2 separate regions of the Mus musculus genome follow, and region 2 is linked to region 1. A link is a loop called in an ENCODE intact Hi-C map of the cell type or tissue named here. Cell type or tissue: left cerebral cortex. All regions are shown on one strand. Links, peaks and the distances in the headings refer to the core of each region. The heading gives the core; the rest is flanking DNA.

The links. Hi-C counts contacts between places; a loop is a spot of excess contacts. Peaks named below come from ENCODE experiments on the same cell type or tissue, not always from the same donor. Only the 100,000 strongest peaks of a DNase experiment are listed, where the experiment ranks them.
Region 2: it touches region 1 in a loop (5-fold over the local background); 8 of 42 quality-filtered maps call a loop at or near these places.

Annotation. Positions count from the first base shown.
Region 1 is chr10:102,411,069-102,426,605 of GRCm38, reverse strand. No RefSeq gene overlaps it. Among named protein-coding and RNA genes, the nearest start is that of Mgat4c, 44 kb to the right of the region's middle. In left cerebral cortex, for the core only: a CTCF peak has its summit at 8,511; a DNase peak (open chromatin) is centred at 8,529.
Region 2 is chr10:100,622,812-100,638,348 of GRCm38, reverse strand. No RefSeq gene overlaps it. Among named protein-coding and RNA genes, the nearest start is that of 1700017N19Rik, 38 kb to the right of the region's middle. In left cerebral cortex, for the core only: a CTCF peak has its summit at 8,417 (motif pointing left); a DNase peak (open chromatin) is centred at 8,405; H3K4me3 peaks cover 460 bases; H3K27ac peaks cover 388 bases.

The DNA of each region.
Region 1 (15,537 bases), core at 4,794-12,793:
GTAAGTAGAGAGATCACAGAAGGCAGTATGTCAGCAAAGAAGTTAAACACAGCCCCATGGTCACTGTTTCTAATATTCTTATCTGAGCCCACTTCCTTGTCCAAGCCCAGTGACAAACACCAAATATCTAGAAGGAGCATCAAAGACTCTCAACACACACACACACACACACACACACACACACACACACACGATAATACTTTGAAAAATCTAAACGTTTTCTTGCTCCAGGAAATGTTGTAATACACAAAATTCTCTATAATTTTACCACAGTATACATTTCTGCTATTAGGATAATAATTCCAACACTTACTTTTAAATTGAAGAGTATATATTCTTGTTTTGGTGAAATCTCTAGAAAACAGTAACTTTTATGCGAACAAGATGCCTTTTTAAGCATTCTTTAACCTAACAGTCCTAGTCACTAAATGTGCAGAGGCTGAATATTAACTAACAGTGTCCAGATGTATCAAAGCTATGGACAAACAGAACAACGTTTATGTTACAAGATAAAGCTAAAGAAATAGCAGTAACACATCCAGTTGCATGAACAAATTCATTTGCTGGGGTTCTGTGTGCAATATATTGTCATCAGTGGTTATGACAGGTGTAGAAAACAAAAGCTTCATCATGTTTTATTGCCAGAGACTATTTTATTCTTTACTATTTTATGTGTCTAAATGGTTTACCTGAATGCATTCCTGTGTATCATGTGTATCCAGTGTCTTCTGAGTCCAGAAGAGGGCATTGGCTCTTTCTTTCTTCCTTCCTCCCTCCCTCCCTCCCTCCCTCCCTCCCTTCCTCCCTCCCTCCCTCCCTCCCTTCCTTTCTTCCTTCCTTCCTTCCTTTCTTCCTATTTTTCTTTCTTTTTAAATATTATGTATTTAATGTATGATGCTCTGCTGCATATACATCTGCAGGCAGGAGAGAGGGAATGAGATTCTCTTATGAATATTTGTGAGCCACCATGTGGTTGCTAGGAATTGAACTCAGAAGCTCTGGAAGAGCAACCAACATTCTTAACTGCTGAGCCATCTCTCCAGGCCCTATTTACTATTTTAATTCTATAGTATGCATAGAGTTACTGTAAGTAACGGTAACCTAGCATATTAATGTTCTACACCCCAGATCTCAATAGTCTTACATTGAGACTGGAAGAGGAAAGAAACTCTTAATTATAAACAAGAGCTTCAAGTGATGGACTGTCAGTCTAAAGGATATCTCCATTTTACAGAATATCTCTTGGTCTTTGGAGTTACATTTTATTCGACTTTGTTTCTCTTGTTTAAAGATGTGTCAGAAGCATACTATACTGATTATGAGACCACCCCTTTTGTTGTAACATTTTTCTTTACTTTTATTTTATTTTATTTATTTACATTCCAGTCATTGCTACCCTCTTGTTCTCTCCCTCTCGACAGTTCCTCATCCCACTCCTCTTCCCTCTCGACTTCAAGAGGGTGTTCCCCACATACACACCATGTCTCCCCTTCCCTGGGGCCTCTTCCACTGAGGCCTGACCAGGCAGACCTCTGCTGTATTAGTGCCAGGAGCCACAGACGGGCCTGTGTATGCTCCTGGTTGGTGGCTCAGTCTCTGGAAGCTCTCTGGGGTCTGAGTAAGTTGAGACTGCTGATCTTTTGGGGTTGCTCTCCCCTACAGCCTCTTCAATCCTTCTGCTAATTCAACTATAGGGTTCCCCAACTTTAGTTCAATGGTTGGGTGTATCTGCTTCTGTCTCACTCAGTTGCTGGTAGGACCTCTCAGAGGACAGCCATGCCAGGCTCACTTCTATATGCACATCAAAGCATAAGCAATATGTCAGGCTTTGGTGCCCTAGCATGAGATGGATCAGTCTCAAGTTGTTAGACCAGTCACTGGACCACCTTTCCTTCAGTCTCTTCTCCAATTTTGCAGTTCCTTTAGACAGGAACAGTATTGAGTCAGAAATTCTGATTGTGGCTTAGTAAACCTTTGCCTCTGTAGAGGTGGACTCTTCCAGTTTCCACTCCCCAGAGTTGGGCATTTTGGCTAAGGTCACCCCCAAAGAGTCCTGAGAGAGTCTCACCTCCCGGGGTTCTGGTACTTTCTAGAGGGTCCCCCTCTTCCCACTCCCTGAGGCTATCCTGTTGTTTGTTTGTTTTGTTTTGTTTTTCCATATAAAGTAAGAGTTGCTATTTTCAAGTCTGTGAAGAATTGAGTTGAAATTTTGATGGGGATTGCATTGAATATGTAGATTGCTTTTGGTAGGATAGTTATTTTCACTGTAAATCCTACCAATCTATGAGCATGGGTGATCTTTCCATCTTCTAAGATCTTCTTTCAGGGATTTGTAGTTCTTGTATGTTTTACTTGCTTGGTAAGAATAAGAACCCAGATGCCCCTCAACAGAGGAATGGATACAGAAAATGAGGTACATTTACACAATGGAGTACTACTCAGCTATTAAAAAAATGAATTTATGAAATTCCAAGGCAAATGGATGGACCTAGAGGGCATCATCCTGAGTGAGGTAACCCAATCACAAAGGAACTCGCACAATATGTACTCACTGATAAGTGGATATTAGCCCAGAAACTTAGGATACCCAAGATATAAGATACAACTTGCTAAACACATGAAATTCAAGAAAAAGAAAGACCAAAGTGTGGACACTTTACCCCTTCCTAGAAATGGGAACAAAACACCCATGGAAGGAGTTACAGAGACAAAATTTGGAGCTGTGACAAAAAGATGGACCATCTATTGATTGCCATATGCAGGGATCCATCCCATAATCAGCTTCCAAACGCTGACACCATTGCACACACTAGCAAAATTTTGCTGAAAGGACCCAGATATAGCTGTCTCTTGTGAGACTATGCCGGGGCCTAGCAAATACAGAAGTAGATGATCACAGTCAGCTATTGGATGGGTCACATGGCCCCCAATGCAGGAGCTAGAGATATTACCCAAGGAGCTAAAGGGAACTGCAACCCTATAGGTGGAACAACAATATGAACTAACCAGTACCCCGGAGCTCTTGTCTCTAGCTGCATATGCATCAAAAGATGGCCTAGTCGGCCATCAGTGCAAAGAGATGCCCATTGGGTTTGCCAACTTTAGATGCCCCAGTACAGGGGAACACCAGGGCCAAAAAGTGGGCGTGGGTGGGTAGGGGATTGGGGGTGGGTGGGTATGGGGGACTTTTGGGATAGCATTGAAAATGTAAACGAGGAAAATACCTAATTAAAAAAAAAGAGTTAAACCAAGATATTTTATACTATTTGTGGGAATTGTGAGAGGTATGGTTTCCTAATTTCTTTCTCAGCCTGTTTTATCATTTGTATAAAGGAAGGCTACTGATTTGTTTGAGTTAATTTTATATCCTACCACTTTGCTGAAGTTGAATATCATCTATAGGAGTTCTTTGACCGAATTTGGGGGTCCACTTATGTATACTATCATACCATCTGCAAATAGTGATACTTTGACTTCTTCCTTTCCAATTTGTATCCCCCCTTTAAGTCAAACTAACAATTAATTTTCTGAAGTTTTGCAAATTTGAAGATTATGGTTCACAAACATTTCATCTATTTATATCACTATCATTATTTTAGACTATTCGTGTTAAGGATACTAAATGTGTTTGGTAACAATATTTGCATATTTGATAACCATGTGAAATGCCCATTTATATCTACTCTTTATTAATTTATACATATATTAAATATACAAAGCATAGCCATTTATAATTGTCAAGTATTTGCATTACTTACTTAAATGTTTCTACTTTTTAAGAATAGATTTTCCTCAAATCACATTTATTATTGATATTTACCATGATAAATAAGTAATGCTGTTTTTGACATCTCATTAACAGCATTTTCACCAGTAAATGTATCTTTCCTTTTAGTTCTTTGAGATTAATTCATTATTTAATGACAGATATAGTATAAATTTTATTCTTTCTATTGAAAAATATAATCAAAGGAAATAGTTTCAATACTGTGTAGAGTTGTTACTTATGTGAAATTCATTTTCTCTAATTATTTGGGGACATTGTATCCTATTAAGTAAGAATATTATTTTATTTGTGTTTATCACTGACTTCTTTTTAACAGTTTTTCTTAATTTTCTACATTCTCTTATGGTTTCCTATCCCTTCCTAAATTCATCCACATTTATGTAATGAGAAATTTCTGGGTTTCGTAAAACTTCTACCTGGATGGAACCCACTCAGAACTGGCTTTCAAGTAACAGAAGTGTGAACATGGCTGTATGGATTGTATATTCTTGTTCCAGGGACTGTCACTATTTGGAGGTGTGGTCTGTTGGATTAGGTGTGGCCTTGTTGTACTGGGTGTGGTCTTGGAGTAGGTGTGTCACTGTGGGTGTGGGCTTTAGGACCCTTATCCTAGCTGACTGAAAGTCAGTTTTCTGCTAGCAGCCTTCAGATAAAGATGTAGGACTCTCAGCTCCTCCTGCACCATGCCTGCCTGGATGCTATCATGTTTCCACCTTGATGATAATGGAATGAACCTCAGAACCTATAAGCTAGTGCCAATTAAATATTTTCCTTTTAAGAGTTGCCTTGGTCATGGTGTCTGTTCACAACAGTAAAACCCTAACTAAGGCAGAATTTGGTACCAGGGAGTAGAGTATTGCTGTGATAGGCCTAATTATGCTTTTGTTTGTTTCGTTTGTTTTATTGTTTTTTGGAAGAACGTGGATTTGGGGACTTTGGATAAGGAAACCACTGGAATGTTTCTGTGGGACTTAATGGAATACCCTAGAAGGAATATGGAAGGCTTTGTTCCTCTGAGTGATTTGAACTGTGCCAACCTGGTTTTATTGGAAAAACATTTCCTTATGTGGCCTAGATACTGTTTTTGTGGTCGTATTTTTCTGAAGAATGTGACTGATTTTTTGCCATTGTCTTAAGAGTCTGACTGAGTCTAAGGTGAAGAGGTTTAGATTAATTGCTTTGAAAAAAGGAAGTCTCAAAACAGCCTGGTGTAATTCTGTTGTGTGGTTACTTAAAGTTCATTCTTATGAAGAACATTTTAGTGAAAATGAGCAAGTTGAGAAAGGAAAAATACAAAATATATGGTTGGAGAATTAAAGGGGCACCAGGAAGTGGAATGGAGCTAAATCATGTGTTCAAGGATATTAAATTAAACTAAGGGAGTAGTCACCTTGGGGCAAGATGCAACCCGGCTAAGTTTAGGTCCAGGCATGGTAGTACAAACATTTAATCCCAGGAGGCAAAGACAAGCAGATCTCTAAGTTCAAGGCCAGCCTAGAACATAGAAAGTTCTAGGTGAAGAAAAACTTAAATTCAGGTTTGGTGGATCACACCTTTAATCCCAATGTTTAGGAGACAGGTATGCAGATCTCTGTGTTCAAAGTCAGTCTACAGAACAAGTTCCAGGACAGCCAAGCTTAGGAAGTGAAAGTTGGAAAACAGAAAGCTGATGGTAATGTAATAGAACAAAGGGGCCATATTCCAACCTTAGCAAGAGGCTTTGCCCATGTAGCTCAGAATTTAGAGTCCAGAATAGAAGGGATTACTGGAATAATTGATGTTGGTTAGCTGAGCTAAGAAATTTAAAAAGAGACCAGCATCACTGAGGTGAAATCTTCTGAAAAGTGTTTTTTGAGAGCACAAAGAAGCTGTGTTCCAGAGATAGCCAAGGTTGTACCTTGTGCTGCAGCTGGACTTGGTAATGTGTAAGACTCTCCTAGGTGGTAGTTTTGAAGGCATTAAGGGGTCATGAAGAACAGCTGAGGCTTGGCAGTGTGAGAAGCCATGGAATGCCATTGGTGAAGTGCAGCCTCAGCTGCAGTTGGTGGCCCAGAACTGAAGGGGACATGTGAAGAAGTTGAGGTTTGGCATCATGAAGAGAGCCTATGAGAGGCTATTAATGAAACCTTGCAGTGGAAGACCCCAGCGTATTGGAGATGACAGTACCATGGGATGATAACCAAAAACAGCAGTGGGGTGGATCAACCTGAACTTAGAGTGTTACAAAAAGCAGAGATGGAGAAGTGATGTCAGCCCTTTGAAGGAGCACAGAAAATCATTCGTGGATCCCAGACACTGAAACAAGAAGCAGTAACATTGAAGTTGTCTTGGAAACCTCAAGATGTAAAAGGTGCCAGAGCCCTGGGCTATCTGTTGAGGGAAGCTAACAGGTAGCAGAACCAGCCCTGGAGAAAGAAGTTTGTTACAGCCAACAAAGGTGAAAAGGAGTGGAGATCTGAAGACCACTTTGACATCAGACATGGAGATGTTTGGAGGTTTCCAGCTGCTTCTCTGTCTTGCTTTGGAGATTACAGTTAAGGGATTAGATAAATTTCAGACAAGACTTTGGACTTTTAACATTGTTGAGTGTATTCATTAACAATATAGTCTAATTTATTGTGAATTTAAATCTCTAGACTTATTTCAGTCCCTTGATTTGCATTTCTTTGATGCTTATTTCCTTTTGTTTCCAATCTCTAAGAATACTATATTTTGTTTTATAGTTTTCTACCTTGCATATATATATATATATAAACATATTAGAACTATAGTCTAGTTTTCAAAAATTAAATTGAGAACCACAGAATAGTTTAGCTCTTTTCAAAAATAAAACACTTCTATAGTCTATATGTAAGAACACATACAGTACTCAAATGGTACATCACTGGCTTAAATGGACATTATCCAAACCACAGCTGCAGTGACCAACAGGGGCGAATAAACATGTATGATAGCCTCAAGTCAGGGAATAACTACAGGGAATTTGTTTTTCCTTCTTTCAATGAAGCTAAACGCTATTTCTGCGTAATTTGATCAGTAAGAGTATAAGTACTTCCTGATAAAACCTTTCAATGTTTGGGATTGGTTTCCAAACATGACAATGATTAAGGAAATGCTAGAGTATCGGAGCAACCGGCCATGAGGCGAAGGACTGCACTCTTCTCCTTGCCTACATGTATTATTTGAAAATTTCATAATAAGAATTAGAAAACTGGGCTGGCGAGATGGCTCAGTGGTTAAGAGCTCCGACTGCTCTTCCGAAGGTCCCGAGTTCAAATCCCAGCAACCACATGGTGGCTCACAACCATCCGTAACGAAATCTGATGCCCTCTTCTGAAGTATCTGAGGACAGCTACAGTGTACTTACATATAATAAATAAATAAATCTTTAAAAAAAATTAGAAAACTAAGAAATTGGCAAGAATTGTGAAAATCTCGGCTTTGGGAGAACTGACTGGTTGGTTGATTGGTTTGTTTTTAATTACTGTACTTTTTAAATCTTCTCTACCTTATTTATTGGAGAAAAAAATATGTTACTCTAAGCTCCTAAACTGTAAATGTCATCACCGCTGGTGAGTTTCCACACATATAACTTCATTCAGGCTGCATGACTTAATTCCAGTCAGACTAAAACAATTTGTTTTGTTTTGTTTTTAACATTTCTTTTTAAAGTAAATTAGTTCACTTATTTAAAACAACAACAACATTCTTGAGACTGCTATAGACTATAGGGACTTTTGAAGTTGGACTAAATGTACATTTTTGATTGTGCTATGACAAGGTAGCCCCCATAGACTCATGTGTTTGAACAAGTCTATGGGGGCGAGCAAGTGGAATGTGATGGTTTGTATATGCGTGGCCCAGGGAGTGGCACTATTTGGAGGTGTGGCCTTGTTGGAGTAGGTGTGTCACTGTGAGTGTGGGCTTTAAGAACCTCATCCTAACTGCCGGAAAGCCAGTATTCTGCTAACAGCCTTCAGATAAAGATGTAGAACTCTCAGCTTCTCCTGCACCATGCCTGCCTGAATGCTATCATGTTTGCATCTTGATCATAATAGAATGAACCTCTGAACCTATAAGCTAGCACCAATTAAATGTTGTCCTTAAAAGAGTTGCCTTGTTTATGGTGTCTGTTCACAGCAGTAAATCCGTAATACAATTACCTTACCTTCCTTGAGTGTCTCACCCCTAATTGGCATGTTTATTTGGACTATTTAATATTATTGTACATGTTAAGGAGAGGATTCTTTATTCAAAGTAGATGCTATAATTAATTATTCTTAAAATGGTTTTATTTATATTTTGTAGTTTGTTATCTCTGCATATCTCCACAGAAGCTTGCATAATAATTAATATTTTTCTTTTATTGGAAATAATTGCAGAGGAGACAGTATATCTCTCATCAGCAAATGAAACTTTAGTACTGGGAATAGAATTGACAAATGTGTTGTATTTTACTTTCAATTTAGTATATATTTGTTCACATAATATTATTGTATAAGTCTGGGTTCTTTTTCTTTACTATTGTCTAGCAAAAAAAAAATGGTAAAAAAGGAAATGCAATTATTGACTTCATATTTTTGCTTTTTCTTTGTAAGCATATTTTTTCAATTATGGAATGTTGGTCAAATAAACTACTAATAAATGCAGTGATAAAGTTACAATAAACATTCAATTTGAAATAGCAAGGAAAAGAAAAATATTGGGACATTCATACTGCTGGTTGTGGAGTTCAACACTAGATGGTGCACTAAATCTAAGAATTTGCAACACAGTCATTCAGATTTGTAGAAGTAGAGTCATATTGTTTTGAATCAGCTTTTAATTTATTGAAACATTTATTTTGAAAGGTAGCTATTTCTCATTATACACTTCCATTACTTTTACTCTGATACAGTAATGGTCTGATTTATACAATGGCACACACTAAAACAAACATCGAAAGGATCATCAGTTCTCACATGTTTCATATATACACATTACTAATCAGCCAACATCTGTCACCTCCTCAGAATGGTCACTATTAATACGCAGTAAACACTTCTGTTTGTTATGAAATCCCATTCACAAGAAGATACAACAATAGTTCTCCACTGTAAACACTAGCTAGCTGAAGTCATCTATTTACAAAAGTAGATTAATTAAAATTAATCACTCCTCTACATGACGGATTTAAATGGGAGGTAGTTGTAATTAGTTGGACCCTTTTTTTTTTCCTTCTACAAATTTGTATATAACCCCCTGTTTTCTTGGGGTAAACTAAGAATTATAAAATATTCTCTGAAAAAAGATGTTGGCTATCTTTTGTCATGCATGCATGTAAGCAACAAGTTTTAACTAAATTATATGTCATCAGTGACATTGACAGAATCCCGAGAGTGTAAGGTGTGTTTGCAGAAATAAAAATTAGATGAGTCATATGTCCTACCAGAATCTTTTCTCTGCATCTATGATGTTTCTTTGTTTTAAAATAAGGCAGACTACTAATGTACTGTGTTCATATTGCAGTACTTCAAGGGAAGAATTTTTGTATTGTTAAAACACTTTGTTAAAACACCAATTAAGATAGAACATGAGCACACTCATTTCATGGTTTTAGAAGGTTCACAGAACACAGTTGGGCTTATTATTTTGAAAAGTTTGGGTGAACAGAGGGTCATAGTTTCTGTGCTATAGAAAACAGTTTATAAACTTCAGATTGAATTTTTATTTTGTAAAATGTAATCCAAACAACAGGCAAGAAACATTATAAGAACATGTCTCAAACACTGCCCACCCCTCATACATGGAGACAAGCAAGGAGAAAGTAATTCTTATATGATGCAGGGATGATGCCCATCTACACAATCCTTTGATTTACCTTATAGTGGTCCAAATTATGTTAAGAATAACCTTGGTGGTGAAGACACAGTCACTTGTTACAAAACCTACAGAAATATGGGAACAGGCTAAATTCAGCTGAAATAAGTCCCCAAACTGCTCCGTGATTGCCTTCCCGTTATAAAAACTGACTCACGTAATGGCTGCACATTGGGCATCATTGTTTGTCAGTCTGGTACAATGATGACAGGAAATAAGTGAAAGCCTTCACAGAGCCATAGATGAAAATAGAAACAATTGGTTTTCTGTCAGAGACAGGATATCACACTGTAGCTCTGCCTAGCTTCAAATTCATGGTGATCCTCCTGCCTCAACCTCACACGCATAGCGACTAACCATTATTCTTGGCTTTTTAAATTGTTATGTTGTTCTTCTGTGCATTTCCTCATCACAGCCCCTCACAAATAATTTTCACCAGAATTGAATTTCCCTAGAAAATTTCTATTATCAACTTATCTGGTTGAGTGTCAGTACCTAAGATGGATTCCTGCTTAACTTTGATTTTTTAAATCTATAAATGAAGGCCTCTTGTCTGCAAAAGACATGCAAGACCAAGTATATCTATGATAAAGGAGATCTGTATCTTGAAAGAAAAACAATGGTTAAGTATGTGAAGATCAAAGATCTTGCACCTTGCTGTGTAAGGAGGCCATGCCTCTTCAATCATCATAGACTATCCATATAGTTCTACTGAGATCTGTTTGATGGCTTAGGAATGAGACATGAGCACAAGAAATATCTTCCTAGCCTTCATCTCCATATTTCCATGGTCTCTCTTAGCACATAGATGAAAATAATGATTTTTGAGGTTGTATAAAAATTTTAGAAGATATTTTTGTGTCAAATGAATATCACCTTTGAGGGGAGAGGAAAATAGACGGTGATTCTAGAATACTAATTCTAAATGTAGCTGAAAATAGCTAATTCTAAATGTAGCTAAAAATAGCTGCTATATCAAAGAACTCCATGAATTTTTCTTTCATTCTGGAGTTGAACAAGAAAGGAAAATCTGCACCAGTTGAAATGAATGAGTTCAGGCCAAAAAAAAAAAAAAAAAAAAATGTAGCATAGAGACCAACTGAACTCCTTCAGGGGCTATTGCCACACTCAGTAGTATTAGTCAAACTTTGATGAGAGTTTTAAATGATTAGGGATAAAAGGTGTGATAGGAGTCACCATTGATTTTTGCTTCTGCTGTTTTTTTTCCCCCTGTAAATTGAATCATCTTTATTTGACTCAAATTATTCCCCCTGGGTTGTATTACTCTAAGAGAAGAGATTATCATTAACCTATGATAAAATGTGTAACTTACCACTCATTATTCTAAAAAAAAAATCATGAATTCTTTAACTTCTAAAATATCTTTTATACACTATGAGTTGCAAGAGTCACATCACAAATTTTTATGTATTCATTTCTCAAAATCATTTAATTATCTTTGGATCAATCTTATCTCCATAGAGACATAAAGTATAATATTACATTTTATTTTGATTGTACAATTGATCATATACCATGGGGGAAATACATTCTTACATTTAGAGCAAGAAAAATTGAGGATTCACAATATTAAATTGAACCTCCTAGACCTCCTGCTTATATTATTTAATTATATATGAGTCATGATTAGGGTAATACAATGCAGTGAATTTTAAACTCAGCTAAGCTCCATTATTGAATCAAACTAACTAGCAGATTATTAAATTGTATAAAATCTTATGAAATTTGATGTTCTCATGGGCTTTAAATAAGAAAACTAGATGTTGATGATGAATAAATATTACTTTCATTAAGGCCTTAAGTCTCTGAAAGCCACTTCACAACACAACACAGCTAAAATCATTATCCTACCTCACGAATTTCACCTAAGTATATGATGAATTAGAGAGGACCTTTTCCATAACTTTGTTTAATTGTAATTACATGTTTCAACAAAAGCAATGTGATACTGTAAGTAGAAATTGCAAAGTAGAAGACAGAAAATCTGCAAAATCTCCTGAAGAAGAGATCTCCATCTAAACAAATTACTTAAATTTCCTTTGTATTCTAAAATGAGGTGTATGAAATTTAAAGTTTAGTGAATTGTATGGTTTGTTTTTTTCTTCTTAGCTTCATGTCACTCTCTCTTTTTTCCTTCCTCTCTTCCTCTCAGTTTTGGCATTTTAAAATAGCATCTGTAAACTTCAAGTCTTGGAAATTACATCAGATTAGAGGTAGATAACATTCACTTTTACTTTATTCTTTAAATAGTAGGAGAACATTATGTTTTTTGTTTTGTTTTGTTTTATTTGTTTTTACAAAAAGTATTAAAATCATTTCTAAGTCTGACACTGCCCCTTGTTTCTGTATTATACATGTATTGTTGATTCTTAGAGCGGTCTCATCTCCAACTGGCTGATTTTAAGCTTTTCTCGTGATTCTCTCTGTTTTTCCCTGTCTTCTTGTTGGAGGAATTTTAGAACAATATTTATCATTTTATACTAGTGATTTGACATGTGTTTAGTTATTTTATCAAACTATGTTTAAAGAAAATACTGATGGCTTCTATTATTTAATGAGTTGTTCATATTACCCAAATGTGTATTTACATTTTAACCAACATTTGTACAATTAGTATCTAGTCTTCTATCTTACAATAAGCTATACTGTGGATATTGGCATACTGATGTTTTACAATATGAAATTAATGTCAAAGAAAGTTGTTGGTTGACGATTGTTAGCATTAACCAATTGTCACTAGTTTTTTCTCCATTGTTAGCATTTCACAATTACTGTATTTTGCTTATTCTGGTGGCCATGATACAACACTAGTTAATCACAAGCTGATTTTTATAGTAACATCTAACTAACGAGAACCAATTTCCTACAGGACTATTGTTTTTAAACATTCTTGTCCTATCTGTTCATACTTCATTATACTTGACAGTGGGTATCATAACAAAAGAAAAGAACTCTTCATTGAGCAACAGAATGAGACCAAGAATGTGTAGTCATGCCATTTTATGATCAGAAATATTTGTAGAGAAAGTGGAATCATAATTGGAATCTTATTGCAGCACTAAATATTTTGTTCTTATTGGTAAGATAAAGATAATAGTACAGATAACATGTGCATGTGGCTTTAGGCATTAATTAGTCCCCACAGACAATCCAGTATAAGTTTGAAGTAAAAGATCATGTTCAACTACTGCTTCTAGGAAATCTCTATTTCATTGTCAAAAATCATTTTGCATGATGTAGTCAGAGTAGTATGACTGTGCACTACATCTAGCTTCAATATCTTCAATATTCTTGAAAAGTACCATAAATGATTGTGTAGACTGTTACACCTTTAAATATTCATTGTGTGATATATGCAACTTCATTTTCTAAATTTAAAGTACTTGAAATATTTTATCCTCATTCTTTCCTGGGCATTATGAATTGTCAAATATGATAGGATTCATTATTTATTTGAAGAATAACAGCATAATCTCTTCACTGACTTTCTGATGAAAAATTGAGAAAAACACTCTGATGTAATGTATGGGCAACCAGGGCCAGGACTGCAAATTGAGAGCAGGTTGGGAAATAGTTTTTGACTTTCATTAACATTATAGTTCTGCTTTAATTAGATTTACTAACTGTGACCTGTATATCATTTAATTCCATCACTTAGTAATCAGTCTTGAGACTCTCAACTGTGTGAGCATTGTTTAGCAGCCAAACTTTTTATAGTCTGATTACAGAGAAGACATAAAATGTTCGAATAAGATTTTCTGTACTCAGATGAAAATGCTGCACATGAACATTGAGACATCTCTTCCTTTCCCTCTTTTGCTTGTCTCAAAGAATGAGCAGAATAAATAAGTAAGACGGAATGTTTTGTGATGAAACTAATGAGCATGAGAAATGTAGAATTTTGAGTATAATTATGAGAATTAAATATATAGCTACAGATTAGTTGCGATTCCATCCCTTGTCATTTTCTACCATTTCATTATTCTCACATCTTATTTTTCCAAATACATCCTATTATCTCTGGAGCAGCTCATAGCTTGTCATGACAAACATCACCCTAAGGGAATGTCTAGAATAAGCAAGTCATAACAAAAGAAGAAAACTTGCCAAAACAATCATATATTCTCGAATTTTCCATCTAATGCTGACCTGGCTCATTTGAAATGCCCCATTTCCAAAGACTTTCTTAAAAATTATGCATACATTTTATTGATCATAAAATAATATGATATAACTCATTCAGAAGTCTTGGACTTGACAGCTTATAAGTGCTTTCTGAAGCTCTGGAATTGTATTACGTCTTCAAGGTTACTGTGTGAGAAGAGAGATCACTAAGAACTTATTTTATTAGCAGTTTATCGGAGAAAAGCCCTGCCCATCCTCATATTGGAATTGCAAGACAGGGAGCTACGTTCAGCTGTGTGGGGAATTGCAGGCTGGTATCCAGTTGAGCTGAGGTCTGAACCCTGATGGTCATAATTCACTTTCATGTCACGGTAGGCATTCCCTCCTGCTCCTGGAACTCTGGCCCCTGCCTAACTTACCACCTCCCACAGCCCCCACAAGAGAAGCATGGTCAGTAGTCATGTAAGCAATGGCCCAAGCTTCTGACCTTCAGGCTAAACTCCTCCCCAGTTACCTAGCAACAGTGAAGACCACAAAAAAGGGGTGTTCAGCTCCCACCTCGCTCTCTCACTCTTTTGTCCTCTTACCTCTCCGCTCTTATCCCTCACTCTCACCATTTCTCCCCTCTCTTTGTCTTCTCTCCTCTCTCCTCTCTCCTTTCTCTTTGTCTTCTCCTCTCCTCTCCTCTCCTCTCTCTCCCTTCTGTCTTTTTCCCTGCATTTCTATAATAAAGCTCTTAAACCGTAGAGTCTCTGCTCCATCAAGATCCGCTGTGCACTCTCAGGTCAGGGTTGGGAATCTCTTCCCTTATCCCTCTCTCCTATAGCCCCAGGGCTACAGGGTGACCACTCAGAGTCCCTGCATGCCCACCAGGGGCGTGTGGAAAGTGCCAGCAGCTCTGCCTGCCCAGAGCACAGGAACTCTGGCCAGATGTTGGGTCTCTTTTCTTCCCCCACTTCTCCCCACGCCTCCCCGGAACCCCCTTTTTTTTTGTTCCCAACACAGTTGGACTCATCTTTTTGTGCCCTTGCATTAAATGTGCGAATGAACTAACAATAAGGGCCAGAACTCTTCTTATACACCTTAAAACTCATTACTTAAATATATTATCTAATATGATAACATTGAAAGTTACTCATGAAAAAGTTTCCTCATTAATGGTATTGATATGCTCTAGCCATTACATAGAAGAGAATGCAGCTAATATAATTAGTTTAACATGTAGGCATCTGCTTTATGAGTATATTAAATCTTTATTAATGACTTTCCTAGGTATACTTGCAAAGATACGGTTCCAGGTGTTAACTCTCATATATAATGCTTCACTGAAATTAAGGTACCCAAATTAAATTAACAAACACTTTGTGATAATAGCACAATTTAGTTTTCATTTAATTGCACATTATTTTAAACTATCAGCTGAAGATCAGTGCAACTTGTTAAATAAAGTTTCACCATACATTTTCTATTTTAACTATTGCATCATATTAGTAATTTTAAAATCTGTAGAATAAACCCACTACCAACCATTTTGACTCTACTAGGCAATTACTAAACCTGTGATAACTATGGCGGCTGTAATCATTTAAAAAAATTGCAATCAATGATGTAAGATTTTACCACATAAAGTGTTACATTTATGATAGCGGAAGAACATGATTTGGATGTTTTCTCCGTAAAGATGTCAACATATTATGCTGGTAAATTATTCTTGTCAGAAAGGTATGGATAAATGACATGGTGGC
Region 2 (15,537 bases), core at 4,275-12,274, 1.8 Mb after region 1:
CTCCAAAAACAAACCCAGTTCAAGGGTATCATTTAGTTCACAGAAATACAAAGCCTGCATAGGTCTGGATCCAGTCCAACAGTCCCGCTTGTCCCACTCACCCGCTTGATTTGTCAACTCAGCAACTTCAAATTGTCTCCAAGTTTACACACCTGGGCACAAAATGGAGGATTTAATAAATGCATCTCTATTACAAAGCATTTTTCTTTGTAACCTTCTCTAAACGAGTCTTTGTCAGTGTCCACAAAACATACTATTCATTTTCAATGGAGTTTTAAATTTGAACTGGAGAAGTTAAAGGCATGCACTGGAAGGATAGTCAGAAGGCTCAGTTAATGAAGTGCTAGCTACACATACATGAGGATCTGAGATCAATTCCCACCCAGAAATGATAACTCATGTTTACCATCCTAGCACTAGCTATGGAGGTGGAGAAGGGGGGATCCCCAGGTCTTTCTGGAAAGCAAAGCCTAACCTAGTCTGTGGACTCCAGGTCACAGTGAGAGACCTTGTCTCAACAAAATAAATAAACAGAAAAACAAAACAGAATGATACCTGAGGTTGGCCCTGGCTTTGACATATACATACAAAGCATACACCTACTAACACAACCACAGGGTGGGTGTGGGGAGAGATGTGGGGGTAAATATATTCACATTCTTTATGAGCAAAGAAAAGAAAAAATCTGAAGCCTTATGGGCTTTAAACCCAATATTAGGGTAAACTGAATAAAAAGTATTTATAAATTCAAAGAAGAGATTTTATATCTTTGCAGTATTCTTGTACTTCACAACTATCTCTAACATCCCTAAATATGGATTGTCCATGATAATTTAGACTCAAGATATGAAAGGCAAAGCTTCTTGAGGGATATCAGGTCAGGTATATTTACTATGGATTAAAAATGCAAATGTATGATTTTTATCATTGTATGAGGAACACGAAAACCACCCTTAGATGTGTCCTTTGTCCTGGACCAGTGAAGCATAGCTGACTTTGGAGGAAGGGCTTTGAGACATGTACTTGACAAACCCCTCTCTGTTTTGTCTGATTCTTTTGATGGCCTCATTCTCATGATCATGTACGAAGCGCAGACAGGCGATGTGATCTCTGACTCCCATCTTCATTACTTTTGTAGTCCATTCTTATGTGTGAATACAGAAATACTTCAGAATCCATGTGTTTTGCAGAAATTGTAGCAATAACCATCAAATCGTCTCATCTTTTCCTCCTGAAGAGTACATAAGGCACATTCAAATTTAGTGCAGCTGAGCTTAAAAGCAGAAAAACCAAGAAAATTCAACGGTTGATGAATGAGAGATATATTGCAAGAATCTTCAAAATATGCCTGTTGGAATAAGATTGGGGAGCCATTTCTGCATAATTAAGGACTTGGAATTACAAAGGTTTTGCCATGATCCAGGTATGTGTTCTTCCACTTCATCTGGAGACTATGATCCTGTACAGCCATAAAAGAAAAGGAAACATGACAGAGCAGCTTAGCATACTTTATGTGCCAGCCCTAGAAGTACATCCATCACTCTGGTGATGGCCTAGAGCATGGTCACATGCCCTTACCTAACTATAAAGAAGCTATTAAATGTAGTTTAGCTTTATGTTGGGGAAAAGGGGAGAATGGATTTCCAAGGGCAGCTAAAAGACTTTGCCATGGGCCCTAAAGATGGATTGAACGTTTTTCTCGAGTTATAAGACAAATAATGAAACCATTAGAGAGGTCAGGCAAAGGGTTTCGACAAGTTTCTTTTACTTCTGTGCAAGACACTATTAAGGCTTGGCCAAATGTTCCCTTCACTGACTTAACCCTCTGCTGACTTGGCCTTCAATTTGTTTAAGAGGCTGACAGGGGTAAGCATCATCTAACCTCTACCTGTCTTTGGCAAAAATAGATATAGCAATGTTCATAGTCCACCTGTATTACCTGGCAGCTGCATCCAAACTGGAGGTGTATTCTTTGTCCTTCCAAGTGTCTAGCTTGGTCTTTTATAAATTGACTGATTAGTGGCGATAAGATTTGAGAACAACCTCTTTTTAAATGCTCAGGGCACTTAGAGGCAATGAGATTTTTTTTCTTCCCTTTCTCTAAACAAAAAGATGGAATCTACCAAGTAGCAGGCATAAATTCTAAACAGAAAGACAAAAAGCTTTAAAAGAACATTTCTCACTACTGTTTTTTTTTCCCCCTTTGTCATAACAGGTAAAAATGAGTCCTCCAGTGGAAACAATATAGTAACAACAGTGACTCTCCTAGTTAAGTTCCATTTCTGGTCCTGTGACAAATGCCCTGACTAAGAGTAGTTGGTTTGAGGGGAAAGAGCTTATTTGGCTTACAATTGCAGTTCCATCACTGAGGAAAAAGCAAAGCAGGAACCCACGCAGGTACTCAGGCTCAGGAGTGGAGAGGGATGAACCCACACCTGCTGCCTGCTTCTATTTCTGCTTCATCTAGCTTTCTCTTGCCCTACCTAGATAAGGGAAGAGCCTATCAACTAGGGCTGCATGCAGTGGGCTAGGACTCCCTATGTCAGTTAACAGCCAGGCCAATGCCTACAGACATACCCAAGGGCAACTTGACTTCAATACATCTTCAGTTGATGCTCTATCCTCAGGTTTTTCTAGATTGTGACAAGTTGGCATTTAATTCTATTCAATTGGTAGGAACTAGAGAGTTGGCTCTGTGGTTCAGAGCACACATTGCTCTTGTAGACCTGGGTTTGCTTGCCACCATCTTCACTGGTAGGTGACAACAACCCCTACCCCCTACTTCATAGGATCTGATTCCCTCCTCTGGCCTCCATGGACACTGGACTCATATTCATAAACCTACATACAGACCCATACATTGCATAAGTTTAAAAATGGAAATGCTAAACATTAACCAATACAAGAGTCATTTTTCATTGTTAAAAGTGAAAGAACTATCAAATGGTAAAGACTAAAAGCTTCTACATTGGTGTGGAAAATTTCCTAGGACCTTGTTGTGTGACTTATTAGGAATTCCTCTAGCCTCTACCCAACAGTTACCTAGCAACAGCCAGGAAGGAGCCTGGCTCACATTTAAGGGCTGTTTGTGAGTGTGTGTGTGCGCGTGCGTGCGTGCGTGCGTGCGTGCGTGTGTGTGTGTGTGTGTGTGTGTGTGTGTGTGTGTGTGTCAGGGGGATGTGGTGTATTGTGTGTGGGGTGTGGTGGTGTGTATGTGTGTGTAGTATATGTAGTGTGTTGTCTGTGTGTGTTGTGTGTGGTGTATGTGTGTGTGTGTGTGCGTGTGTCCTCCACATCTACTCTCTCCCTCTCTCTCTCTTCCCAAATGTCTTCAGATGTCTGTCCTCTTCCCCTCTTCCTCTCTCTCTCTCCTATCTCTTTCTGTCCTTCCCTGCCCCTTTCCTCTGTCTATACTCCTTTCCAGGTACCTGTTCTTGCTCCCTTCCTCCAACCTTCCTTTTATCCTAGGCCTGTCCATGCAGCCATGAGTTCTCCTCAGGAAGAACACCTTGGCAGGGCCACTGAGGACTTCCCTCCCTCCTCACACCACAGTATCATAAAACAGACATAAATATTTCCTCCAAACTGAAGTCATTAAGAACAGGGAAATGAATAAAACTTACAAGGTCTGAAACACTGCCCCTCCGCACCCCACCCCACCCCTCATCCCCAAGATTTAAAGGATTCATAGAGCTTCAAAGAGAATAAAAGCAATGTATCCATTAGGTTTCTGTGATTAAAACCCCAAGATTCAAAACAAATTTCAGAAAAAAAAACAAACAAAAAAACAAAACAAAAACAAAAATAATGTATTTGAGCTTACAGTTCCAAGGCTTAAGAGTTCGTCATCCGGGAAGATGCAGCATCAAACACACGGCAACAGAAGTAGAAAGCTGAGAGCTTACGTCTTGGACATTATGTATAAAGCAGGGAAAGAGACAAGTAGGTGTGGTGCAAGGCTTTTTATCTCAAAGTCTACCCATAGTGACACCCTTCCAATCTTTGCACCATCTAAACCTACAAACACTAATAAGCGCTGGGTACCAAGTGTTCAAAATCCTGTAACTATCAGGTTTCACATACAAACAACTACAAGCAAAAAAAAAAAAAAACAAAAAAAAAAAAACAAACAGTTGTGTGGAGAGGAGACACTCCAGCATGTAGGTTGCACATCTCCAAGGGTGTGGCTTTCCTTAGTCACCTGTCTTAGTTAGGCTTTCTATTCCTGCACAAACATCATGACCAAGAAGCAAGTTGGAGAAGAAAGGGTTTATTCAGCTTACATTTCCATACTGCTGTTCATCACTGAAGGAAATCAGGACTAGAACTCAAGCAGGTCAGAAAGCAGGAGCTGATGCAGAAGCCATGAAGGGATGTTCTTTACTGGCTTGCTTCCCCTGCCTTGCTCAGCCTGCTCTCTTTATAGAACCAAGACTACCAGTCCAGAGATGGTCCCACCCACAAGGGGCCTTTCCCCCTTGATCACTAATTGAGAAAATGCCTTACAGCTGGATCTCATGGAGGCATTTCCCCAACTGAAGCTCCTTTCTCCGTGATAACTCCAGCTTGTGTCAAGTTGACACAAAATTAGCCAGTACAGTCGCCCATCATCACCCGTGATGCCTTTTGATGATGTACCTACCTTTGAGTCACCAACATTCTTTCGGGGGGAGGGTCGGGGGGGGATTTTGGGATAGCATTTGAAATGTAAAGGAAGAAAATACCTAATTTTAAAAAAATAAATTAAAAAAAAGAGTTTAAAAAAATAAAAAAGAGTTTGTAAACCAGGCACTGTTGCTGATGCCAAGAAGTGCTTGCTGACAGAAACCTGATATAGCTGTCTCCTGAGTGGCTCTGCCAGATACTGACCAATACAGATGCAGATCTGACTGAGTACCAGGACCCCAATGGAGGAGTTAGCAGAAGGACTGAAGGAGCTAAAGGGGCCTTCTCTGGTATCAATGGAAGGAGAGGCCCTTGGTCCTGTGAAGTAGAGGAATGCTAGGATGGTGAGGCAGGAGTGGGTGAGTGGGTGGAAGAGCACCCTCAAAGAAGCAGGCTAAGGAGGGATGGGATAGGGGGCTTGCAGAGGGCAAACCCGGAAAGGGGATAATATTTGAAATGTAAACAAATAAAACATCCAATTTGAAGACGAAGAAGAAGGAGGAGGAGGAGGAGGAGGAGGAGGAGGAGGAGAAGCCACTAGTCGGAGCTGGAGAAATGGCTCAGTGATTAAAAGAACTGACTGTTCTTGAAGAGTCTCAGGGGTGTGTTTCCAGCACCCACATGGTGGCTTACAACCATCCATAACTCCAATGCCAGGAGATCCAGTGGCCTCTTCTGACATCTGCAGGCACTGGGCATGCAAGTGGTGCAAATGCATAAGTACAGACTAAACAGTCATGCAAATAAGAGGAAATAAATAAATCTAAAACAGAAAGAAAGAAAGAAAGAAAGAAAGAAAGAAAGAAAGAAAGAAAGAAAGAAAGAAAGAAAGAAAGAAAGAAAGAAGAAAAGAGAAGAGAAGAGAAGAGAAGAGAAGAGAAGAGAAGAGAAGAGAAAAGAAAAGAAAAGAAAAGAAAAGAAAAGAAAAGAAAAGAAAAGAAAAGAAAAGAAAAGAAAAGAAAAGAAAAGAAAAAAGAAAAGAAAAGAGTCTGTAAACAGTAAACAATCCCAACAAACTCACTGGTTCATATCTCTCTCTCTCTCTCTCTCTCTCTCTCTCTCTCTCTCTCTCTCTCTAGGTATTTCTTAATTTCATTTCCAGTGCTATCCCAAAAGTCCCACACACACTCCCCCCCCCAGTCCCCTCCCCGCACCACTCCCACTTCTGGGCCCTGGCGTTCCCCAATACTGAGGCATATAAAGTTTGCAAGTCCAATGGGCCTCTCTTTCCACTGATGGCTGACTAGGCCAACTTCTGATACATATGCAGCTAGAGACACGAGCTCTGGGGTACTAGTTAGTTCATAATGTTGTTCCACCAATAGGGTTGCAGACCCCTTTAGCTCCTTGGGTACTTTCTCTAGCTCCTCCATTGGGGGCCCTGTGATCCATCCAATAGCTAACTGTGAGCATCCACTTGTATGTTTGCTAGGCCCCAGCATAGCCTCACAAGAGACAGCTCTATCAGGGTCCTTTCAGCAAAATCTTGCTAGTGTATGCAATGGTGTCAGCGTTTGGAGGCTGTCACCACTAATTTCTTAGCTCCAGCTAACTAGCACCAACTGTCCCAGTAGTCTCCTTCTCCCCTTAACTATAAAGCCAGAGACACATAGCCAAAGCTGCCTGAGTTCTACTGCTAGCAGGAGGTGGAACATAGCTCCCTTGTTCAATTACATTATCACTAGCTTCCTCTTTTCCAACTCTTTCACTGCCTAAGTTTGGCTGTCCTTGATTGTGCTTAGCTGTCCTTGATTTTGCTCTGTAGATTAACCTTGAACTCAGAGATCTACATTCCTGTCTCCTGAGATTAAAGGTGTGTACCGCCATGCCTGGATCCAAATTTAACTGGGTAGGATCTTGCCCCAAAGTTCCACTCCCTTAATTTGTTATCTCCTTAAACTCAGGATTCAGCTCCATTTCACTTCTTGGGGCCCCTTTAATACTCGAAATATATTTTTTATATTTTTCCTTTCTCAGTTTGTTTAAAATGCTCTTCATGAAACTTAACCAGAGAACAAAGTCTATGATGGGCATTTCTGTGACTTCCTTTGTCAATGCAATTAATCTGAGTCTCTTCACCTTAGCCTCAGACATACTCTTCAGACAAGAGCAAAAAGCAGCCACATTCTTCACCAAAATACCTCAAAAACTGTCTAGAGACACATATTGAAACTCTCTACTGAAACCTCTTATGCCAGGTCCACAAAATTCAAATCACTTTCCATAACAAAGTTCTACTTCATGTGAAGGCTGCTAGCAGAATACTCATCACATCCAGGCAGCTAGTATGAGGGTATTAAAGCCCGCCCCACCACACACAGTGACACACCTACTCCAAGAAGGCCACATCTCCTAATAGTGCCACTCCCTGGGCCAAGGATTGACAAGTCATCACAGTGTGATGTTATACAATTTGTGAATTTCATATACCTCCCAAACTTCCAAAGAGCAGGGACCATTTGGTTTTGACCAGCTATTCAATTTCTAGTCCACAGAATTTGGCTGTGTAATAGAAGCCTAATAACGTTTCACACGAATAAAAGAAAGGAAAAAAGTAAGAAGAATTAAGATTTTATTATGAGCTCATGTGCTCTGGTATTCCAGGCACTATTGGGAAAGAATTTGGAGGGAGAAAAGGGAGGAGCAAATGATATAATTTTCTTATAATCTCAAATTAAAAGGCAATAAAAGTGTATCTATAGCCTTCTCTATACCCCTGATGGTGTGGTATGTTGTTAATGTAACAAGGACATTTTGTGAGAATCATGTTTGTAAATACCATCATCAAAAAGGATTTCTTGAATTAATGTATTTATAGTCAACTGTTGAACAGAGGATGATCTTGAAATGGCACACGGTCTCTCAGTGCCTCTTTCTTACCCTTACACACTCCTTAATTGATTTATCATATAATAACTCAAAATCTCCACTGAACAGCATCCTTCATGCCCAAAATGGGTTGTCACCTCTCGTATATTTTATTTATGTTTTCAAATAACAAAATACAATCCCAGTTTTGCACAATCTTGTGCCCTTTTTGTTCTTGCTGTAAATATAGGTACTCCTCCTTTGACATTTCCATACGTTTATTAGCCCTGCTTCTGTTCTGGACTCTGACTCTGCCTCTCTCTCTCTCTCTCTCTCTCTCTCTCTCTCTCTCTCTCTCTCTCTCTCTCTCTCTCTCTCTCTCTCTGCCTGACCCAATTTCTTTTCTGATTTTGTTTCCTGCATCCTCCTCTATTCCCTGATGGAAAGAGATTCTCACCCCATCTCAAGCATTTATGACTTGCCGGTTTTAGTAAGGCCACAGGGCAACCATGTCATCTTCTTTTGGAAAAGGAACATATACCAAAGCTGTAGCCTAGCCCTGGAGAGGAATACCAAATTTGAACGGAGGCGACCTAGGCTGCTCTCTTCTCTAACATCACGCAATTCATTGCTGCTAGCGTGATTTCAGCCCAGGCATCAAGAGGAAAATATGCCTTGGGGTGTTCCCTGCTCTATCCTTCTTTATGCTTTTATTTTCAAATAGTATAGACGCCCCCAAGCTACATTATAGCTCCTCCAAATCCTTATGAAAACGAAATATCGTTTTTCTTCCTATAAAGTCTCTTCGATGAAAAGGTTATGCTTTGTTTACTTTCATTTCTGAAGGCTCCTACTGCTAGCATCAGCGAGGTAGAAATAAATGTGTCCAAACAAAATGTCTTATTGGGAAGGCGGGCTAGATTTACGATCCGTTTCTGTGACCGTGCTGCCCTCTAGCGATCACGAGGCGGTTATTTTCCTTCAATTTATGACAACTTAAATGAAAGTTGTGACTCCTCGAATGATGGGATTGACTTAGGAACAGCATTGCAATGAGAATATTCGTGTTGTTGTAAGCCATAGCTGCGCTCAAAGAAGCAAAGAGGGAGATTTTTTTTTTGGCACAAATAAGAATTCCATCAAATGTTTTGAAACAATAATCCTGGTCATCATGACTTTACTGGAAAAGAGTCTGAGGTTGAGCAGATAGTTATGGGCAAAGTTGTGGCATAGAGCATTGTGGAGGCCTCTCTGTAAGTTAGTGAGTCTGAAAGGGTCTTTTGTGGTTATGCCTGTCAGGAAACCCATAGGCTAGATCGATTTCTTCCTTTGGAGTCTCTCTCCTCTGTTGTTGTTGGAAGGAAGGAAGCAACTCTGTTTTGGTCACCAACTGTAGTTTTTGCCTTTCCCATTTCAATCTTATTTTCAAGCTCTATTTGAGGATTTGGTTCTGTTGTTACTAAAGTATGGCTGTTATAAGGTCTATATTCAGAAATAAATAATTACACTTTAAGTAGTAAATAACAGTGTGTGTTGATAACTTTGTAGGCTATGAATACATTTTTAAAAAATTTTTGTAAGATACATTCACTGATATTTTCAATTGCCATTCCCTTTGATCTCTTTCTCTGTCTCTCTGTCTCTGTCTCTGTCTCTGTCTCTGTCTCTGTCTCTGTCTCTGTCTCTCTCTCTCTCTCTCTCTCTCTCTCTCTTCCTTCCCTCATTGTCCTGTGTGTTTGTGTATGTATGTGTTCCTGTGCATATATGAATCAACTTCAAATATTTTTCCTCAGGAACTATTCACATTCTTGAGCCAGGGCCTCACCCTGGCTTGGAACCATGGTGTAGGCTAGGTTGACCAGTAAGCCCTAAGCATCCACTTGTCTCCAACCCACTAGAATTACAAATATGTACTACTGCATTGAGCTTTGTTATTGCTTTGCTTCTATAGGTTGATTTTTAGGTTTTTTTTTTTTTTAGAATTTCTTTGAGTTCAAATTCTACTCTCCCCTTTGTTCAAATTAACCTTGAAGTCTTTCTTCCTCAATAATTCTATGGGAAAGTCTGTGGACTATGCTGTTAAATGCATCAGAACTCAACCTTTTCTTAATGTGTCACACAATTGACCTCTTGACCTACACACCCAATCTCTGGTTTGTAGTGTTAAGCCTTCAGCTGGTTTCCCTGAGGCCACAGCTCCTCTCCCACTTAGAGTGCACGAGCCTCGGCAGTTCCTCAGAAATAAATGGACAATACACCATTCCTCCTCACAAACATTTCAAATGCCTTCCCTCCTCTCCCAGGGCAAGACTAACTTCTGGAGCTCACCACACAGTTCATGCCTACCTACCATACCCCCCTTCACTCAAAGACAATACCCCCAAAGGCCTTAACATTCCCAGGAGCATCTCTAAATTGTAAGGAGATTTTTTTAACTGCTCCCCCTTCGCCACTCCTAACCTCAGTTTTCTTAGAGCACTTATCTTAGGAAAGTTGTCATTGTAAATGCCCCTTTTAGATTTTAGCAATACCTCTGCACCTGATTTTCAATTCAGGGACAATCTACTAGATGTAATCTTCAAGGGAAACTACACCACACTTCTCTTACCTTCTAAGACAGGGAGAGACTTTCTTTTCTTTTCTTTTTTCTTCTTGTTCTGGCCCCTGCGCAACCCAGCTCCAAGATTTATTTATTATATATAAGTACCCTGTAGCTGACTTCAGACACACCAGAAGAGGGAATCAGATCTCATTATGGATGGTTGTGAGCCACCATGTGGTTACTGAGATCTGAATTCAGGACCTTCGGAAGAGCAGTCAGTGCTCTTAACCCCTGAGCCATCTCTCCAGCACCCCCCCCCCCCGCAGCCCCGAGCCTAACTTTCTCTTCTGCAGTTGTAACAGTGCCCAAGGTGGGGAGAATACAGCGGTTTCCATTTTATCACATGTTTTGTTTTTCAGTGAAGCCAATAGCAGGAGCAGATGGTTCAGCAATCCCTCATCCCAGCTCTTCACATCACCAGCCCTTTGGGGAGTTGAGCTTAGCCTCCGTGTCATGTTACATATAAAGCATTGTTTACTCCTCTATCTTTGTTCACAGAAGTTTTTCTTTGACAATGCAAGTGTGTTTGTTCCTTCAGTGCGTGTATCTGAAGTATCCTCCTTATTGTGCTGACCCTTGGTGTGCCCTAAGTATACAAGGAGGCGAGAAAGCATGGTCAGCCAGCCCGATTTCTTCACAAGGCTTTGTTCAAACTGACACTCTATGAGTAAGTTCCACATCTTACATCAAACAGCAAGCTGCCCCATCTCTCCTCTCCCCCACTTAATGTTCCATCCTTCTCCACTAAACGGACAATTTCTAACCATACTATGCCTTCTTTCTTTGATAAGTTGACTCAGACATGGTGTTTATCACCACAGAAATGTGACTAACACGGAAGTTGGTACCCAGTTGGCCTGGAATCCTTCTTCTAGGCCTGGAATTCATAGATTTTTGTCTTTGTATTGTGGTATCACAAATTCCTCCATATCCCTTTTTGTTTTTGTCATATCCTGTGGGTGCTCTAACTCTTTTTCTGTATCTTTAAATCCTGATAATCCATCTTCTACTTGACATATACCTCTGGAAAGCTCTTTCCCCGAGTTTTCTAATTCATTTGTTAAAATTTTCAAGTCCCTCTTCATTTCAGCTTGAGTTTTCTTAGCATTTTTCTCTCTTTACTGAATTTATTGTTCAAATCATGGATTGTCTTTGTTGTTTCAATCAGCTGTACACTTGTGTTTTCTTAATCTTTAACCAAGAATTTCTTCTTTGCCTATTTCAGTTCATCCAGGTTTTCATTCTTGCCCTTTTAAAGCTGCCTCAACTAATGGATCCCTTTTTCCATTGTTCTCTTAAATTATGTGCCTAGGAGTCCTTCTAAGCAATTCTCATCTTGTGAACTTTTCTATAGTACTTTCAGAAGACCATACTGTTTGTATTTTTGCAATGAGCCCTGGGTATGTGCATTTGTTTCATTGGTTGTATGTCTCATAGGAAATTCTGGTCTGCCTTTTAAAAAGTTTGGTTCTGTTTTTCATGTTCTCCAAAGTTTCAGATCCAATCAAAAGAGTGTATAGATCAGCCCCTTCAAATGTTCTGTGTTGAGTTATTATTGGAGACTGAGTGATCCAATCTTGTGGTAACTGAGAAGGCACACTATCATCACTCTCAGCTGACTCCAGGGACTGGGACACGAAGGACTCACCAAGAAAGTGTGTAAATGAGTAGGACCCAGCTGGGCCTGGGCATGGAAGGGTTGTGTGGGATAAGGGACAGGCAGAATCAACTGAGAGAACATGCACACGGATGCAACTACTTATAGAGGGATGTGGGGTAATGGCTTGTGGGAGACTCAGTAGCAGTGCATACTAGAAACTAAAATAAGTGAGTGGATTTTTTAAAGGTATTTGTTCTGAAACTTAGAAATGGAGTAAAATGGAAAACATCAACCAGATGTGGCAGTCTACACCTATAATCTCAGAACTTGCTTGGGAGCCAAAAGCAAAATAATCCCTGGCAAATTCAAGGGCTGCCTACTCTACGCTGAGATATTCAGGCCACCTAGGGCTGCATACAATGTGAGTTCTTCCTTCCAGAGAAGTAAATAAAAATGGAGGCAATACTGGGTTTTCTGTAGGTCCCTGAGAATGACCATATACATCAATCGATCACATCTACTGCTGCCAGTGACTGTCCAATCCCTGTCATTCTTCAGAAGAATCTCCTAAATGATATTTCAGAGGACAGACTAATAAGTAAATGTAGTTCCTATGATACAATATTGCTGTCCAAGTAGGAGAGAAAACAATTTCTAATTAGGAAGTGAGGTGATGTCGGGTAGCAATAGAGACGAACAATAGAAGTGTAGAATTGATGAAACTCATTTTACTGCGTGAACTTAAACTTCTCAACTGGTAATTTGGGGAAAGGTGTAATTTGGGAAGCAAATGTTCCCAAGGATTCCTGCCTTGACCGAATTACAAGTGTGTGGTTCTCTGGACCCTTTTCTCAGAGAGACCTGATCTACAGCTTTAAGTCTCTACTTTTCCCTGCTGTGATAACAGTTCATCCCAGTTTTTCTCCTGCATTGTAAAGGCCAGTCACAGGGTCACAGGAGTTCCTGTCCCTCCTGGAGGTGTCGTGCCTGAAAAACACTTACTTTACTGTTTTAACAATGTTAGAACTTTTTTTTTTAGCATCTCACTCACACAGACATCTCTGTCACATACTATTGTGTTGGTTTCACTGTCACTGTGACCAAACACCTGACAGAAACAACATAAAAGAGGAAGCATTTGTTTTGTTCATCATTTCAGAGCTTTCTTTCTGTCACAGATGCAAAGCCATGCATGGGACAGCAGAAACGTTCATCTCATTACAACCAGGAAGCAGAGTGGAGACCAAAAGGGACTAGGATTTCAAAATGTCCCTCAAAACATACTCTCCAGTGACACACTTCAACCATTTGTCACAGGTGTCACCACCTCCAAATACTTATGTTTTAATCAGTCTGCAAAGAGTATTTGAAGTTTGATTTTCTCTGGTAATGTCCTCTCAGGCACAATCTCCAAGGTCTATCTCAACATAATCAATGAAAACCATATATGCTAATGTGGAACAACACATTATAGTTAACAATCTGGTAGCTAGCTTGTAAAATGCTGAAATGCTATTTTCCCTTAACTTAGATCTCTTCAAAATTACTTATATTAATAGAAAGAAAATTTGTAATATGTAGAATTATTTCAAAGTGGCAGGTATAATTTCAAGTTTTGCATGGATAATCATATTTATTCTTCCCAACTCTATGAGGTCATATTATTAACATGGCCATTCTTTGCCAAAGTTCATATCACCACTTAGCAATAGCACTATAATAGTTATAAATAGCACATTAAATGATTGTACAAATCATCACATACGAGCATACATCACCCAAACTCAACAATCAGAAACATATGAAAGGTGTAATTATATGATTTTGCATGATAAGCCCAAAATGTGAGCTTGTTTAAAAAACAAACATTATCAGTATCTATTCATAGATGCCTAGTGCATATCAGAGAAATTAAAAATGACTTTATGATTCTTTCCATTACACACAGATGATAGTAAACTCAGGCATGTCCTGAGGGCAACTCTATAGCACTTTGCAGAGAACCTACTGTCCATGCCATCTCCTCTTAGACTTTGAACAATTATCTTAATTTCTGATCTTGTATCTGCACATTTGCAAAGCGCCAAACTGAAATTGTGACCTCTATGATCTGATATCATTCTGAAATGACAAGATTGCATTCAGAAGATAGATTGTAGATAAATACCTCAGTCTATCAAATGAAAGAGACTGCAGGGTCAAAGGTAGCATTGATTAGCTGCTAACTTGAGCAAGATAGTGAACAGTTTTCATCTATGGCTAGCTTCTAAAATGGATAGGTAAAATAGGGATATACCAAAAGATGATTATTATGAGTGAAATTTAAGAATACATATATATTACTTAAAATGTTCTTTCCTCTGCATAATCAGGGGTGGGGGAGGGGAAGTACCTTTCCCCACCGAGCATTTTGTTTTGTTTTTTTGGGTTTTTTCTTCTTCAGAAATTGACTACTATGTTTAACATGCCAGGCAAGTGCATGTATACACATATATACTCAAATACATATAATTTAATTAATTTAATTTAAAATATTTTTAAAAAAACCAATAGGTCTGTCTTAATACAAAAATGTTTCCACATAAAATATCAACAACAACAAAAAAAGCCAAACCATGAAAAGGCATTAGTGATATTGAGTGTGATATTTTATACCTATAATCCCACAATCCAGTAGGCAGAGGCAGGATTGCCATGAATTTAAGGTCAGTCTAGGCTACAGAGCGAGGCCCAATCTTAAAAAACAAACACCTTTATTTAAATCAAATTAGCTTCTTCCAGTAATGAGTAAAATTAACCCTGACCACCAACCAATAAATATTTTTTACTTAATTTAAACTAGACACTTTTGAAAAACATTGCTCCTATTAAGAATTATTCAGTGGAAAGAGAGGCCCATTGGTCGTGCAAACTTTATATGCCTCAGTACAGGGGAACGCCATGGCCAAGATGTGGAAGTGGGTGGGGAGGGGAGTGGGGGAGGAAGGTATGGGGGACTTTTGGGATAGCATTGGAAATGTAAATGAGGAAAATACCTAATTAAAAAAATTTAAAAAAAGAATTGTTCAGTATGATATTAGGCCATTTTATATCCTTTAAATATATTAGCCAACTATGCAACAGAGGGGAAAAAAGAATTTTTTCTGGGTGTCACAAGGAAGCAAATTTGAAATTATTTCTTCATGGAAAAATCACAGGAAAACCGTTTACTTGACTATAGGCAGAGTTACAGTGCCCATGGCGAGAATTCTCTAGGGCTGCATGACTGTGGCTACGGAGTATAAATTATTAAATCAGAATTTTAAAATGAAAAATGAAAATGCATTTGGAATTCTGAAGTGTGTGTTTTATGGTTTAACTTCTAGTAGTATACCCAATTGAATTATCTTTCTCTTATTATGGTTTAGTAATATTTTTTACTAAAGTACTAGAAATAGATTTTTTCCATAATAAAAATGCATGAAAGCAAATGTGCACATTTGCAGTGGCCAGAGAATCTCATAGACAACAAGAAAATGCTTGTGAGAATTAACCATCTGCTGCCTAAAATCTGGAGGTTGCTTCTAATCCATGCTCCAGCATAAATCCTTAGTTCTTACACTTAATTGCTGTTTAATATCATGTGGGCTCAATATTAAAATCAGTCTGAAAAAACATGGTCACACTAGCATACCAAAGTCTGCACAACTCTTTTTTTTTTTTTTTAAGGGAAAAAAGAGTTTATTTTACAGTGATATACAAGTGACCTTGACCCTGAGAACACAGATTTAGGTTTTCCTCACATTCCGTATTTTACTTAATTCTTAATTCTAAGTAGTTTCATGAATTATTTTTATAGTAAAGAAAGTCATGAATCAAGGCA